Linked DNA regions of Mus musculus: region 2 is linked to region 1. Evidence: chromatin loops called from intact Hi-C (ENCODE). Cell type or tissue: heart. All regions are shown on one strand.

Region 1 (5,000 bases):
CAGTTATTTTCTGAGCTCATTTAAGAATAGTATGTAAAGGGACAGGAGGGAGGGAGGGAAAGAGGAAGGGAGGGAGGGCAAGACAGGAGATGGGGGGGAGAAGGAGGGAGGGCAAGTAAGCATGGGGGCACGCATTAGGAGCGAGCCAGCTTACTGTTTAAGAGCTCTTGCTGTGCAGTCCATAAGGACCTCAATTTAGATGCCAGCACCCACAGAACAAGCTGGCTTAGTCTCCAACACATGTGTAAGTCCAGAACTGTATGTGGTAGAGACAGGAGATCCCTGAGGATTGTGGGCAGCCTGACTTGCCAAAAAATGTCAGGTCGTGGTTAAGGAAGACAATCTGTCAAAGGAATAAGATAAAATGACAGAGGACACCTGCTGTCACTCTCTGGCCTCTACATGCATACAGGCATAAATACACCACCCAGACATTATACACACTATATAAAGAACAGGATGACAAAGTCTGATGACGTTTCAGTATCTAGACTAGAGATGTAGTTTTATAAGACACTAAATTATGGAGAAAACATTAGGTTAAAATTAAGTATCTGGAAATAACTTGTTAGGATAATATGCAACTGTTCAATGAACAAGGTAAAACTGTATTGTTTTTTAAGCATCACTGTCAAGCATCTGCCTCACTACAGATTATGAAAATGAAACACATTTCTAGTATCTGTAAGAAAGGCGGATGTACCTTCCTACAAGTGAACCCAAGAGGATAACTGAGGTCACCTTACACATGGAGTATGTTCAAGAGTGTAAAACTAAACTATGTTCCTGCTTTTAAACGTCACTGCTGTACACTATTATCACCCTGACTTTATAAACAGCAGGGAAACACGAGGTAGGAAATGGCATTCTAAGTTCTCAAAAGGGGATGGGTGGGTGTTGGCTCATGCCTGAAATCCCAGCCTAGGAGGGAGTCTGAGTTTGAGTCAAACTTGGGCTGCATTTTAAGACCTAAGCCAGGCTGACCTGCGTAGATTCTCAATTGAATCCCAAATGTGTGTGTTTGGGGGGCGAAGGGGGGGGGCGGTGGAGAAAAATGCAAGCCCACAACCTCAGCACTTGGGAAGTGTTGACATGGATCAAAAGTTGAACTTCAAGGTCATCCTCTGTTACACAGCAAGTTCAAGGCCCCAAATGGAGATTTCGTATCAACCAAAATAAGAATTAAAAACTCAACCAAACAAAACAAATAACAAAAAACTCTTAAACGTGACCCCCCCCCCCAAATAAATGCGCCCATTGCCAGTAGGACAGACGATCAAGACCATGTAGCCCATGCTGAAGTTCATTCTCGCCTGCCCTGAGACAACTGCCCAAACCAATTGGCTGGCACTGGCCAACTGGCTCCACAGGTCTTTGGGATTTTGACCAGCTCTGGGCTGTCATGACTTCCCAGGGTCCGTGGAGCAGGTCTGGCCCCGGCAGCCGCGTACCTGCGTGCGGAGCTCCTGGTTGTCGCTCTCGGCGTTGCGGTAGAGTCGCTCCGTGTGCTGCAGCAGCTTCTCCACCTCCCGCACCTGCCTCCGGCAGCTCCGCAGCTCGCGCTCCAACTTCTCCACCTTCCGCCTGAGCTGCGCCAGCTCCGGCTCCGGAGAGGCGGGCGGCGGCGGAGAAGGCGAAGGCGGCGAGGGCGCCTCGGAGGCCATGCGGCCGTGAGCGCCGAGCCCGCGGGGCGCGGACCGGGCTGCTTAGGACGACACCGGGGCCCACTGGCCCAGGGGCCACTGGAGCGCGCGGGCTGCGAGGGGCGGCCTCACGCTCGGACGACCGCAGCGGGCCCCGGCCATGTCGCCCCCGAAGACGGCGGCCGGGACTGCGAGCTTGGGGACGAAGCCGACTCTACCCGGGCCGCGCGGACACCCGCCCGGTGACAGTCTCCGGGAAGCCAGCGGACGGGAGAACTAAAGCGAACCCAGCGGAAGCCTCTAGTTCCGGGCTGAGCCGGAAACGCTAAGCCGGAGGAGGGCGGAGCCAAGACGGAAAAAGGAAGCGACGGAAAGCTAGAAGGGTCTGATCGCGCTGGTACACGGGGCTAGGAGCTGGGTACAAATTGGTGTTTATGTGCCCAAACAACGGCCTGTGTTTTTACTTCCGATTGTTTCCCTTGTATTGTAGTGTAGGAGTTTGAGTCCGATTGGTGAAATGTTTCCCCATTCAAAATCGAGGGTTCTTCCAATGTACAAGTATTCTTAGAAGTGCACTTTGTAAGTTCGCCTTATAATGGGAACTTTAACATTGAATTCTCTTCCCAGACTAAAGGGATTCACACGACATAGCTTTGTTAAGAGCATGTCCTTTACATAGCTTTGCAAGACCATCACTATCATCTGTCCCGTTCCTGTTACTGGAGGACTACTTATGAGCTCTCCTTTAGTCTGTTACCATAAAACAACCATATAATCGCGATGGTTCTGTAGGATGCCTTTTTTTTAAAAAAAAAAAAAATATGAATAAAAAAACCTTACTTTTATACATAGTCAGTATGTGACCCAGCAAAGCCACTCCTGACTCCCAGTCAACATATCACAGAGAGACTTGGCATATTAATTATAATAGCTAAGTTACAAAACCCGACAAGGTGACTAACAACAGTGTTGTGAATTAAGGAAGATATGGCATATATACGCAATGTATTTTTAAACGATAAATTAAAATAAAATTAAGTTATTTGTAGCAAAATGGTTTATATTTACAAATAGATATATCTGGAGATACGGAATTAAGCCAGTTCCAGAAAAGCAAATACCATGTGTTTTCTCTTACACATGGTTCCTAGGTTTTGTATAGATTTATAAAATCATTTATCTATATTATCTGATCTGCTAATAGCATAAATAGATAAGGATAAAGATAATTATTTTTATGACATGAGAGTAACAGCAACTGTGTAGGGGAAGAGAAGAGATTAGTAAGGGGGAGAAATGAGGCCAAGGTAAAGGAAAGAATATACTTAATGTAAAAAAAGTATGAAAATGCCCTTATGCGACACAGTACTGTGTACAGTGAATATATACGATGGGGCTTTTTAAAAGACTGAAGAGAAGTATTTATTTTCATTTTGTGAATTTTTCCAGTGTTCGGCTACAAAGGTTAAATAAAATCTTTACTCAAAAGTACAGAGTCACATGTGGTGATACAAGCCTGTGATTCAAGTACTCAGAAGACAGAGGCAGGTGAACTGACAGCCTGTGGCAGAGCAAGTCCCTGGCCTGCCAGAGCTGCAGAGCAAGAAAAGCTGAGGCAGGAGGATCCTGGGTTCTTGTCTGGCCTAGGCAACATAGCAATATGCTGTCCTGAAGAATAGCAACAATCTTAGTAAGAAACAAAGAGTTAGGCTTGGGTTTAGCTCAGTAGTAAAGCTTGTGTTAACATAAGTGAGACCCTAGGTTTGATACCCAGTACCAAAACACACATAAACATGTGGGAAGCCACATGTGCCGTTGCCAGGTGGCACTGGCTACTGCTGGCTACCACGCATAAGTTTTGGGCAAACAACCAATGTGTACATATGCAGTAAAGTTTTTTGCCAAGTCACTGCCTGGCCCGGACATGTTAATGAGGTACTGAGAATATAACCAATCAGATGTGAGACATGCAAATGAGGTATGTTAATGAGGTTCTGTGAGGTACTGAGAGAGTAGCCAATCAGATGAGGACCATGCAAATGAGGCATAGTGCTTAACCAATCCGGGTGTGAGACACGCCTCTCCTAGGCCTATATAAGTAGCACCAGTTCTGGGCTCAGGGTCTCTTCGCCTCTGCAATCAAGCTCTCCCAATAAATGTGTGCAGAAGGATCCTGTTGCAGCGTCGTTCTTGCTGGCCAGTCCAGCGCGCGCAAGATACACACACACATACACACACACACACACACACACACACACACACACAGGTACACCACTTTGGAAGCAAGCTTATTTATGTCTGTAACTTCAGTCCCAGGGATCAGATGCCCTCACCTGACCTTCAAAGGTACTGTGTGCCTGGATGTACATACAGACATATACATAAAATAATTTCTTATTGAAGAAGTCAATGTCTCAAATGAGAAAAGCAGATAGCTATGGTGGTGCTCACCTGCAATCTCAGTCCTGGGAGGCTGAAGCAGAGGATGAAGAGTTTGAGACCTGGGCTACATAGGGAGGCCGCCTCAAAAAATTAGGAAGATATATTTCTATGACTTCATTATTGTATACTTTTCATAACTATTTGTTTTGAAGTCTTCGTATTTTTATCATCATCTGTTGCTCTGTATCGTCTCTTTTCCTCAATCCTGATTCTCCAAAGTAATAGAACCAACAAAAAGCAAAAAAGACACGGGGGTACGTGGGAAGCCGTTGCAGAGTGGCAGTTGCAGAGTGGCAGTTGGCTACTGCTGGCCACCACACATACATAGGCAGTGAAGGTTCTTTTGCCAAGACAAGTTAACCAATCAGATGTGAGACACGCCTCTCCTAGGCCTATGTAAGCAGTGCCAGTTCTGGGCTCAGGGTCTTTCGCCTCTACAATCAAGCTCTCCCAATAAACGTGTGCAGAAGGATCCTGTTGCAGCGTCGTTCTTCCTGGCCAGTCGAGCGCGTGCAAGAGGGGTAGGAGAGGGACAGAGGATGAGAAAGAAGAGAGGAGAGGAGGGAAGGAGCAAGGTGTAGATTCAATTAAAGGGTATAAATGAAATATAAGTAATGGTCCCATGACATTAGAGAGGCCAAGAAGCCCCAGGAAACACTAGCAGTGCCAGCGGTAATCAGCCTACCTCCATGTCACTCCAAGCTCAGAGCAGTGAATGATAAGAGGTGTTGGCTTGAATGCACTGGTGTTTGAGGGGTTCTATGAACAGCAATAGTTAACAGGTGCTCTGCCTGAGTCGTGACAGGTGCCAGTGAGTCTCACCAGATGGAGTCCAAACAGCCTAGATACTGCTGTACTCCCCAACAGAGGAAGGCTGTCCACCCAACACAGCCTAATTTATATCTAATCCCACTT
Region 2 (5,000 bases), 52 kb before region 1:
CCAGTGACATGGGCTTACCAGGACAAGAGGTGGCACCACCAACCCTGATGATTTGAGATCAATTTCTGGAACCCACATAGTAGAAGGAGGGAACCAACTTTGAAAAGTTGTCCTCTGACCTCAACACCCCCCATATCCCCCCACACCTCCCACACCCCCACTCACACCCCCACACACACACCCACACACCCACACACACACAAATAAATAAATAATCTTAAAATCTAAAATAGGAAGAGAGAGAACATTATTCTATAAACTAACAAAAATATCAAATACCTCATTACAAGGTTAGTTTGAAGCCAAATGACTGAACCCCGTGCCTGCCACCGTGGGCCTGTAGCCCTAGCCTTCTCCTCTTCAACTGTATTTTGAAAGAGAGTCTGGCTAAATTGTTCAGGGTGACCTAGAACTTGGATTCCTTCTGCCTCTGCCTCAGTTACAGTGTGCCACCAATCTGAAGTGTCAAATGGATGTGTTAGGCATTCAGACAGTAATAACACCCAGGGCTAGGGGTTCAGCAGAGAAGCCGTGGGTTCCATCATCACCTCTGAAACTAAGAAAGTAAATGAGACCTCTTACTAAAAGATATACCACACACAATGATTTGATTAGTGTAGGACACACAAATTAAGGAATGGCTGTAAGTGACTTCACTTGTTTTTTTTGTTTTTTTTTTCCCATTCTTTATTAGGTATTTAGCTCATTTACATTTCCAATGCTATACCAAAAGTCCCCCATACCCACCCTCCCCCACTCCCCTACCCACCCACTCCCCCTTTTTGGCCCTGGCGTTCCCCTGTACTGGGGCATATAAAGTTTGCATGTCCAATGGGCCTCTCTTTCCAGTGATGGCCGACTAGGCCATCTTTTGATACATATGCAGCTAGAGTCAAGTGACTTCACTTGTATTAGATACTTTTCTTCTAATCAGGGTGCTTTTGTTGAAGCAGTGGGAGGCAAGCCTACTCTATGAGATGGAACCCACACTGTTAAAGAGGCTAAGAACCTGAAACTACTGAGGCAAAACCTACTACTATGATTCTGCTCAACTAACACAGCGATAAACAGCTCCCAATGACATATTTTTATACCTGTATGTGAAATCAGTACTTCACAAGACCTTCATCGGAGAAGCTGCTTCTTGCTGTAGATGCTAATTAACACAGACCCACAGCTGGACAGCTTGTAGAGTCAGAGACTTTGGAGCACTCTATCCTAAATGGGATGTCCTCGTCACACCTTCCCCGAGGCTCTGGGACTCTGTGGGAGAGGAGGTGGGAACAGTGTCAGAGCAAAAGGTGTGGGTGACTCCAAGGAGACCGTGCCTTCCAGACATACCAAGGTGACACAGGTGACACACAGAGACTGTGACAACATGTATAAGACCTGCAAAGGGGCAAGCCAGACCAAAGCCCAGTGGAGGAAGAAGTGAGCAAGGTCCCACAAAGAGCCGATTGCAATTTACACCTGCAGGGAGAGGGAGAGAATAGTGAGATATTGTCTACCAACCCACACCAGGATGGGCCTCATGCTCACGGTAGTTGGCCAATACAAAACTGTCTCCATGTGTGATGACTATTCTTGGTTATCAACCTCACTGCATCTGAAACTAGCTAAAACCCCAAAATGAAAGGCACACCTGTGAGGGATTTTTACCTAATTTGAAGTGGGGAGATCCACTTCTAATCAGGAATCTTTGAGGTAAAAAGACACACCTTTAATCTTTTGAGCCAGAAAAACCCCACCCCTAATCTGGGCCACGCCTTCTGCTGGAAGCCTATATAAGGACACGGGAGAAGACAGCTTTTTGCTTTTTGCCACTGTACTCTGGCCTAACTGGCAAGTCCATCGCCAGCGGCGGCGGTTACTCCTGCAGGATTCCAGCTTCTATTGAAGACCAGCTGAGACACAACTACTAGATTCTTGGATTTTCCATTCATAGACAGCTACTGTTGGGTTAGCTGGACCACAGCCTGTAAGTCATTCTAAAACTTCCCCCTTTCTCTATATAAAGAGAGGAATTCGGTTTGTAAGTTCTGTTACTCTAGAGAATCCTTACACACTTTTTAAAATGTGTTTTCGTTCATTTGTTTGTTTGTTTTACTGGTTTGCTGGGTTACAAAAGAATATGATCAAAATATATTGTATGAAAACATTTAGGTCAATCTTGAAAGAGGGGAATCTAATAATCTCGCCATTGCAAAAGTATTCCTTTCGTGATACCCAACAAGATTTTTCTTTTCTCTGAAATTCTTGGCATAGAAGAAAGTCAACAAATAGGTCTATCAGGTGTGTGTGTGTTTAAGTGAGGAGGGTTATAATATTTCCACTGCAAAACACGTGCTCTGCATGAGCAAGGTGCTCCTCCCCAGCGCCACTTGAACCAAAGCAGTTAACATGGATTGTATTACCTACAAAAGAATTTCTTGGTTTTTTGGTTTTTTGTTTTTTTTTGTTTTTTTTACATTTATATCTTTTTGCTTATTGTCTTCTAGCAAGGCTTCGTGCCCATTGTTCATGTGACTTACTTTGACTAATAGAATGTGAGCAGAGCAGTATGTGGGCTGAAGAGATGATTGGGGTGGGGGGGCGGGGAGTCGGTTACCGCCGATCCATCGCCCTCTTCTGGATTCCACTGACACTGCACCCATGCATGCACAGACACCCACCACCACCACCACCACGCAAAAACACTAAATTAAAAAGCAACAAATTAGTGACTTTTGTTTTGTTTTTATGAATGAAGGGCAGAACGTGCCAGCTGTGCGTTAAGAGCTAACTGGTGCGTTCTTGAATTTGGCAAGTCACTTCCTTGCGACTATTTATAGATTAAAAATCTGTATGGTGGGAATATTTGAACGGCTGGAACAGCAAAACGCTACACAACAGGATTGCCCGTCAGCCTGCAAAGCCCCAAGGCTCTCGCCCGCACCTCAGCGGGCTGGTCTTGAAAAAGGTTTCTCTTTCCACCTGGAGCGTGGAATGCAGAAACCCGCCTTAGAACGCAGCCGCTAGCGGCTGATGTAACTGTAAATCACGCAGACGCTGTTAACTGAATATAATGAAGACAAAGGTAGTTCCCTGTGCTGGTGGTTTGGGTGGACACCTTTTCCTCCTAAGACCTTGATTGCAAGGACTTCTGACTAGTGCCATATCAGAGGCCTTAATCTGTAAGAATGCGAGCGAGCAGTGCGCCCAGCTGAGGATCTGGACCCGCTGAATCCAAGGGCTTGGAAGGTTAACGCGCAAACGTGCAGAGCCACGGTTAAAACGCTTTCAGCATCCCTGCGCTATTATTGCACCGTTTAAAAACCTCCGACAGATTTCAATTCGTTAAACTAGTTCTCCATCCGTTACTCTAAACTCCTCCCGGACCGGATGGTTTAGCAGCGGCGCCCCGGCGTCCAGACCACGCGTCACCGCCCCCCATGGACGCCCCGAGACGCGCAAATTGAGCGCTGTGTCTTTAAGGGGGAATCGGCCTTTTCCGTCCAGGACAAAATGTCTGCGAGGAGCCCGGAGGCGAGGGGCGACCATCGCGGCGTCCGGGTGAGCGTGGCTGGCTGGGGCTCGGTGGCGTGGCTTGGCTTGGCGGGAGCGACCGCAGGGACACCAGGGGCTGCAGTGATCTCAGGGGCCCGCGGGGACGTCCGGGATCGGAGAAACCGCGGGGTGGAGGGGTGCGGGGGACGCCACGCAGGACCTCGGGGACTTCGGGAGCCCCTAGGCCGTGGGATCCAGGGTCGCAGCCGCGGGGTCTGCAGGGGATGCCTACCACCCCAGGCTTGGCGGAGGGGCCCAGCCTGCGGGCTTCCGGAACCTTCTGGAGCGTCTCCGCTCTCTTTGGTTAACCAGCTCCGGGGGGTGGGGGGTGGGGAAGAGGGGGAACTGTCCCCGTAAAGTTGCCTCGGTGGAGAGTGACTTTGAGCCTCATGCGCTAATTGCGACTTGGTTAATGTTTCCCACCTGTGTGTGTGTGTGGAGGGGGGGGGGGGGGCTGTAAGAAAACCGGTGTAAACCAGAGTAAACCAGAATCTCCTCCTCCACTGGACACAAAAGAGTTTCCTGATCCGGGCCTGGCTCACTGGAGCCTTTGGTTGTGCAAGCCTTCTGTGGCCGGCTTAAAGCTTTACTAAAAAGAATAGGATTTTCCTTCATTGGAAAAAAAGTACCTGCCATTGCTGAGCTCCAAAGGTGTTTAGAACAGCTGTTGAATAGTTTCGTGAGTTGAGATAATTAGTGGTGTTCTGAATTTTTTATTTTATTTTTTTTTTTAAGACGGGGTCTGTTTCCTTGGGTGACCTGAAACTTGCCTGTGTAGACCAGGCTGACCTGGATCTTACAGAGACTACCTGCCTCTGCCTCCCAAGGGCTTGGATTAAATTCATGGGATTAAATTCCTGGTGATTCCAGTACTGTTTATTAGTGCACACTTTGGCCTCAAATAGTTCAAGGCAAGTGACAATAAGAAGCATAGGAAATGTTGTTTTTTAAAGTGCTAATCCATACCACATAATTCAAAAGCCACATGTGTGTGTATATGTATGTGTACATATACATATATATTAATGCAGAGCTGAAAGAAAGGTGCACTTTCGGGCATAGTGCATTATTTTACAAGGCTTTAATAGTGCTTTGGTGGCTTTTAGCTAATGGTAGAAATAGCTGAGAGTTCAGCTTACAGCATTCACGTGGCTTTTTTTGCTTCACTAAATAGCTATGAATCCAGTACTTTATTTTTTTTTAACAGCCCATGTAAAATCTTTTTCTGAATATTTTCCCACTTAGCTCTTTGCTTCACAATACGTTGCAATCATTTTCACTGACTTAAAAGTTTGTTATGGGAATGCTCCCACCACCGTGTGCTCATGACCATGAGGATGCCTGAGGGTCCGATTCCACAGAGCCTGGCTTACAGGCAGTTATTGGAGCAGCTGGACTGGGAGGCTCGGGGTGGAGCTCTGCCCTCCGGAAGAGCGGTCAGCGCTCAGAACCAC

Evidence for each region. Hi-C counts contacts between places; a loop is a spot of excess contacts. Peaks named below come from ENCODE experiments on the same cell type or tissue, not always from the same donor. Only the 100,000 strongest peaks of a DNase experiment are listed, where the experiment ranks them.
Region 2: it touches region 1 in a loop (4-fold over the local background); 3 of 42 quality-filtered maps call a loop at or near these places.

Annotation. Positions count from the first base shown.
Region 1 is chr13:95,373,395-95,378,394 of GRCm38, forward strand. It overlaps Aggf1 (angiogenic factor with G patch and FHA domains 1), which reads right to left and starts at 1,963. Exons shown (of 14, transcript NM_025630.3): 1 at 1,452-1,963. The coding sequence starts at 1,664. In heart, no CTCF peak of the experiment used is centred here; a DNase peak (open chromatin) is centred at 1,967; H3K4me3 peaks cover 2,117 bases; H3K27ac peaks cover 1,487 bases.
Region 2 is chr13:95,321,793-95,326,792 of GRCm38, forward strand. Zbed3 (zinc finger, BED type containing 3) reads left to right here and starts at 3,033. Exons shown (of 2, transcript NM_028106.3): 1 at 3,033-3,552. In heart, a CTCF peak has its summit at 2,661 (motif pointing left); DNase peaks (open chromatin) are centred at 2,639 and 3,549; H3K4me3 peaks cover 2,513 bases; H3K27ac peaks cover 2,397 bases.